Regions from separate parts of the Mus musculus genome. Here region 2 is linked to region 1. A link is a contact called in ENCODE Hi-C or POLR2A ChIA-PET data. All regions are on one chromosome and are shown on one strand. The core of a region is the stretch at or near the end of the contact, and the rest is flanking DNA. Distances in the headings are between cores, read along the strand shown. Region 1 overlaps Sptbn1 (spectrin beta, non-erythrocytic 1). Region 2 overlaps Sptbn1 (spectrin beta, non-erythrocytic 1).

Region 1 (2,700 bases), core at 61-2,560:
CTGAGCAAGCCAGAGTAAGCAAGCCAGTAAGCAGCACCCCTCCATGGCCTCTGCATCAACTCCTGCCTACAGGTCCCAGCCCTGCTGGAGATACTGTGCTTTCTTCTCCAATGATGGACTGTGATCTAGAAGTATAAGCAGAATAAGCCCTTTCCTCCCCAACCTGCTTTTGGTTATGGATATGTCTCCCCAACTAAGACAAACATCTAGGGTTGATCTCTGTCCTCCACACACATGTGCACACATGTGCACAGCCATGTGCATGCACACCCATGCCCATATGTGTACCCACAAACATTAACATTCATACACAACAAATAGAAGAATGAGATACACACATGCACTAGAATATTATTCCGCTTTAAAAAATGGAATCATGTCACAAGCCTGTCACACCAGCACATGGATGAACCTTAAAGGTATTATGTTAAGTGCAAAAAGCCAGTCAAAACGAGAAAAATAGGCTCATAGTGGCACCTATGCCATTCAAGTGTCCACTGCAGTCTGAGCAGGTCTGAGCCAAGAAGACAGCCATAGTGGTGGTGCACTTCGAAAGGGAAATGGCCTATTAAGGCAAACTGATGTCCCCTGGAGATGATCAAGCCACTCAGCGTGGTATATGTTCCTGGAGCCCTTCTGTTTCTGGGCAAGGAGCAGTTTGCTGGTGTGGATATTCGGGTCTATGTGAAGAGTAGTGGTCTTGGGACCCAAATTTATGCCATCCCATAGCCCATTTCTAAAGCCCTGGTGGCTTATCAAAAATATGTAGATGAGCCTCTAAGAAAGAGATCAAAGATACCCTGCCCCTGTTTGATACCAGAAATCCTACCAATAAGCCCATCTCAAGGATCAAGGTCCATTCACCTTTGTAATAAAACATCCTGGAATTTTAACGTTAAATAAAAAACAAACATGTTCTAAGTCCTGGGAACAGTCAGGAGGATGGAGGAGGGGCAATGAAATAACTGTCTAGTTAGTTGTTCCTCAGTTTTGCAAGATTAAAACATTCTACACATCTGTTACCCAGCAGTGTGCTCGCAGTTAATATCAATGAAAGGTGCACACATTTGGTTATTAGTTTTTAAAAATAATTAAAAATAAACTTTCAATAAAAACAGAGGGAACACACTGACAGTAGACCTAGAATCACATGCTCCTCACATGTGCTCTCAAAGCCGTCAGCCGATCCCTCCAAGTCCTGTTTTTCCAACCTTAAGAAATAAGAACTGGACTGGGAATCCTGCCAAATCTCATTTTTATAACAAAGGTCTCATAAATGAGTTACTGACTCATACTTGCATGCAGCACTGCGGGGTGACGACCTCTCAGCAGTCCCAGTTACTGCAGGGCCTGGTGAACTCTACAAAGCCAACCTTCACCCAACTGCTCCAGATCTGTACTTTCCAGTCAGTATCTCTAAGACTGATATTCCAAAGCTGACCAACTGTGACTTCAGACACTGTAACCTATTATACTGAGGCAACTGTATATTCCTTTAATGTACGTGTATGTATGGGTGTGTGTGTGTGTGTGTGTGTGTGTGTGTGTGTGTGTGTGTACAGGAATATGGAAACACCTTCGCATGTGTTAGACTAGTTTTCTCCACTTTGAGCATTTTGTGACACCCTATCATCAACTTCTCTGAAATACTACGACTTGCCCACCCAGATACTGTTAGGGATAATTTTGGGGTATTAAAGGCTCAGAAAGCAATGGTCCAATATTCTTACTGATCAAAAAAAATCATAAGATTATGGAAGAGTGAATGGCAAAAATCAATGCACAGGAAAGAAGTCTGTAATTTCACGTGCTTATAATCAGTTACACTCGTTCTTGTTAATAACACTCTAAAAGAGCCTGCATTTCTGACTCACCATACATAAAACAGTAAAAAGAAAAATTTCCATGAGCTTGAGTAAGCATCATAAATCATTTCTTATTTCATTATTCTCATGAAGAGCAAAGGTTGCTACTGTCACCTACCAACATGTACTCACAATCCACTCCTCACTGTTACACAGAACAGTAGAAGACGCTGGGAGTCACCTTGGTAACAGAACAGAGTTAGCTTGCTAACTCCTGAGGTTATCTCATGCCAAAAATCATTGGTATTTCTGTTTGTTTGTTTTTGTTTTTCTCCCCAGTGCTAGCACGTAGACCCCAGGGCCTTGAGCATACCAGGTAAACACATCAGCCCTCCACAGCTTACAATTCATTCTGTCATATCTATCAGATGTATGGTATAATAAATGTTTTTGTTTGTTTTTTTTAAATAACAGGTCAGCTAGGGCCCCTTTACCCCCCATAAACTGGCTTTGCTTCTGTGTTTGACAGTCAGACACAAAAAGAAGATACACGGAAAGCGCCAACTCTCAATGTACAACCTTTCCTAAAGCAGTGGCAGGGCTTAGCTCTCTTGAGAAAGGTTTTATACGCTCAACCATTACAGATGCCCAAATGAGCTACAAAAGCTATCTCAGAACCTTCCTCATAATTTTTTTAAATTAACAATTGTGGGGAGAGGTACAAGGTTTAACTACCTCAGAAATTAAGGCTATCTGGAGACGTATAAAATATTAATACCAAGAAAGGCAACTTACAAGAGGGCTGGAAAAGGCAAGTAAAGGTCCCAGGGTTTTGGTTGCCTCTGAGTCTTACGACTGGTAACCCATGTTAGAGCGCACAAAAGCAGCCACAGAA
Region 2 (2,700 bases), core at 169-2,668, 48 kb before region 1:
AGCAGTAAACAGTCTAGTATCTGGAAGGCTGTGCTGAGGCCTCCATTCAACCTAGCATAGTAAGGCAGTGAGGCAGAGACCATACTGGGCAAGCTTTTACTGATGTACTCCAAGCCAAGCACCTGCCAAGACACCTGCGCCTCCTGCTGCAGTCAGCAGTTCTTTGAGGTCCAGTCTTTCCCTAAAGCCTATCCATCCAAAAGAGGGCCTTTCTTCATGGATAAGGACTAATCAGAAACAAAGAAACAGAATGGCTGGGGCTGTGGGAAGGAAGAAAAGGCAGTTAAGGGCATAGCAAAAGGAGTTATGCCAGTAATACTATGAGAGGTTGAGATCACATGTATTATTCTTACAATCGTCATTATGAATGGTAACTTTACCACTACAATGGCAAGTGTAGTTCTTGTTGTTGTTTGCTTAAAGTTTGGCTGTTCTGAAAGAGTAGACTGGACCATGTCAAGAGGGATACTTCCTAGACTGTACCTAGAAGACTAATAATTCCTCATTCAAATATCTTTAGGTCTAATTTCTTTAAAATTATGGTTTCTTGAATATGCTGCAAGGAGCTGAAAATGTCTTTATCCTGATGGCTATCCTAGGCTATTAATGAAGGTTTGGGGTTCAAAGTCACTACCGCACCCAATCTATGAAGAGAAGATGATCAAAATAGAAATCTGCTTAGGTTAAAATATTTCTCAATAAGCTAGCGTGTAAAGTATGTTATTGCACAGTTACCAGCATCCCTTGGGGTAACTCACACATTAAAGAAACCCTGGTGACTTCTTTCAGGTTCAGAATCAGCAGAAGCCCTGCCCCGCAGTGACAGCTCAATCCCACGCCCTATGCTCCAAGAAGAGACAGAGGCCAGGGGTGGAGGCAGAGAAAACTGAGCTCGAATAGCCACACCCAAATCTGCATAAGAGGCTCCCCAGAACTGCAGTGTACCTCAGAAGCTCTAGAAAGGGGGAGGGAAAGGAATTAAAAAGTAAAAAGAAGGAGAGGTTTAATTCTTCCTATCTGTGCCTTTCTCCAGTTTCAAGTTGAAGAAGGGTACAAAAAAAAAAAAAAAAAAAAAAAAAGGCTCCCACCACACTGAGAAAGGCAGAAAACTTCTATCCAAGGACTGGACATGAACAACATCCTATACAGAGGAAGGGCAGGGACAAAGCCAGGCCAGCTGATGTGTCATCCTACAACAAAGTATGTGCACAACAACACACTTCTGAAGCAGGAAAGGGGGTGGGGTGGGATTCTACCTCTTGGCCCAGTAGAGGGAGGGAACTGTCTCTAGAGACCCAGTCCTTTGTTCCACCCTTCCTGGGAAGGCAAATGACATCATGCCTGTACTCTTCCTACCCCCTTCCCAGAGAGGCTAGAGGAGATAAGCCAGACGCCTGCAGAGGAACAGAAGGCTGTTGGCAGCGACAATGGAAGACAATCCAGAGGGTTTCCAAGCTCAAGCTGTTGCAGCTGGCCAAGCTCAGGGGAAGGCGGTGGGAGGACAGGGAGCAGCAGCGTTATCCAGTCCTAGGAACATGAGGTCATCACAGCAAATGAGTAAGATGAATATGGAGGCCCTTCACACGCCACACTGACCAGTGGTTGACTATGGTCCCTGGAGAACATGAAGCAGTGCTTATAAACGTTTTTGATAGTGGTGACTGAAGGACAGGTGCTACTAGCAGCTAGGGTGCAGAGGCCAGGGACACGGCTAAATACTCTGCACAGGGTAACCTCTATAACAAAGAATCATCCAGGCCAGGACTGAGAAATTCAGTTTAAAGGTTCTGAGCTTTTATTAATTACAGCAGGAACTTGAGTGTATCAGACTGAATGAGCTGGAGAAGAACACTTGAATTTAGGGTGTTGTTCATGCATCTTTCTCTTTGGGTTACATCAGAGCCTGACAGTTTGACAGTAGAAAGGGTTGCCTGCAGGCATGCTCATTCCACAAGAAGCTGGAGATAGAGTGGAAAAGCAGGTGCAACCCTATGTGACTCAGAATGTTGGTGGGCATTTGGCTTCCCCTGCCACGTCCACTCTCCCTGTACCCTTGAAGGGCCTTGTATGGCTGTTACCAATTCTAATCATACAGATACACCAAAAGAGCTTGTCTAAAGGCTACCTAGTATCAAACAGGATTGTAAAGTAGTCAATGAGGTAACCAGACTATTTTAACTGTTCATTAAATTTGTTCCTGCTGCACTCCCCACCAAAGAAGCACTCTCAACTCAAATCACTTAAGAAATTTATCAGGGATGGTAGGATCATACAATCTAAGGCTGAACAATCCTTTAGAAGCCATCTAAATGCACTTTCTTGAGTGAAATAATCTCTTCAACACTTGAGTAGTCACTTAAAAATTTTAAGCTGAGCCTCTTGGTACAAGCACAGGACCACACAGTGGGTTGGTTCTAAGTCATCCTGGACCACTGTAGTAAAGGCCTGACTGAAAATAACATGTAGGAAGAGGGCACTGGGGTAGCTCAGTGGTACAGTGCTTGCCTAGCATGTGCAAGGTCCATGGTCCAATCAAAAATATCCTCTAAATGAAAAAGATGAGTAACGTCCCAGATGAGGTTTGTAAAATCACATGTAAACATATGTGCCAGGAGGTTATACAACAGATTGTCCAAGGTAATGTCTTGTTTCTAGCTTTTAATACAACCAATGGCACTTATTTAGCAGTGAATATAGCCC

The links. Hi-C counts contacts between places; a loop is a spot of excess contacts on that map. ChIA-PET counts read pairs that join two places held with the same protein, here RNA polymerase II (POLR2A).
Region 2: a loop to region 1 is called in a map of heart, with 2.1 times the contacts of the local background. The contact joins two enhancer-like sites. A Hi-C loop is called at or near these places in 11 of 37 maps with a recorded cell type or tissue (adrenal gland, gastrocnemius, heart and 3 more). POLR2A ChIA-PET finds 5 or more read pairs at or near these places in 5 of 5 experiments (Patski and embryonic stem cell).

Annotation. Positions count from the first base shown.
Region 1 is chr11:30,208,443-30,211,142 of GRCm38, forward strand. The region is part of intron 1 of Sptbn1 (spectrin beta, non-erythrocytic 1); the gene reads right to left. Among named protein-coding and RNA genes, the nearest start is that of Sptbn1, 10 kb to the right of the region's middle. Within about 2 kb of position 1,311, at least 1 of the 3 ENCODE cell types and tissues checked has a DNase peak (open chromatin) inside an H3K27ac peak, as active enhancers do; it is gastrocnemius, where a contact is called at or near this core.
Region 2 is chr11:30,159,950-30,162,649 of GRCm38, forward strand. The region is part of intron 1 of Sptbn1 (spectrin beta, non-erythrocytic 1); the gene reads right to left. Among named protein-coding and RNA genes, the nearest start is that of Sptbn1, 58 kb to the right of the region's middle. Within about 2 kb of position 1,419, at least 3 of the 3 ENCODE cell types and tissues checked have a DNase peak (open chromatin) inside an H3K27ac peak, as active enhancers do; they include gastrocnemius, where a contact is called at or near this core.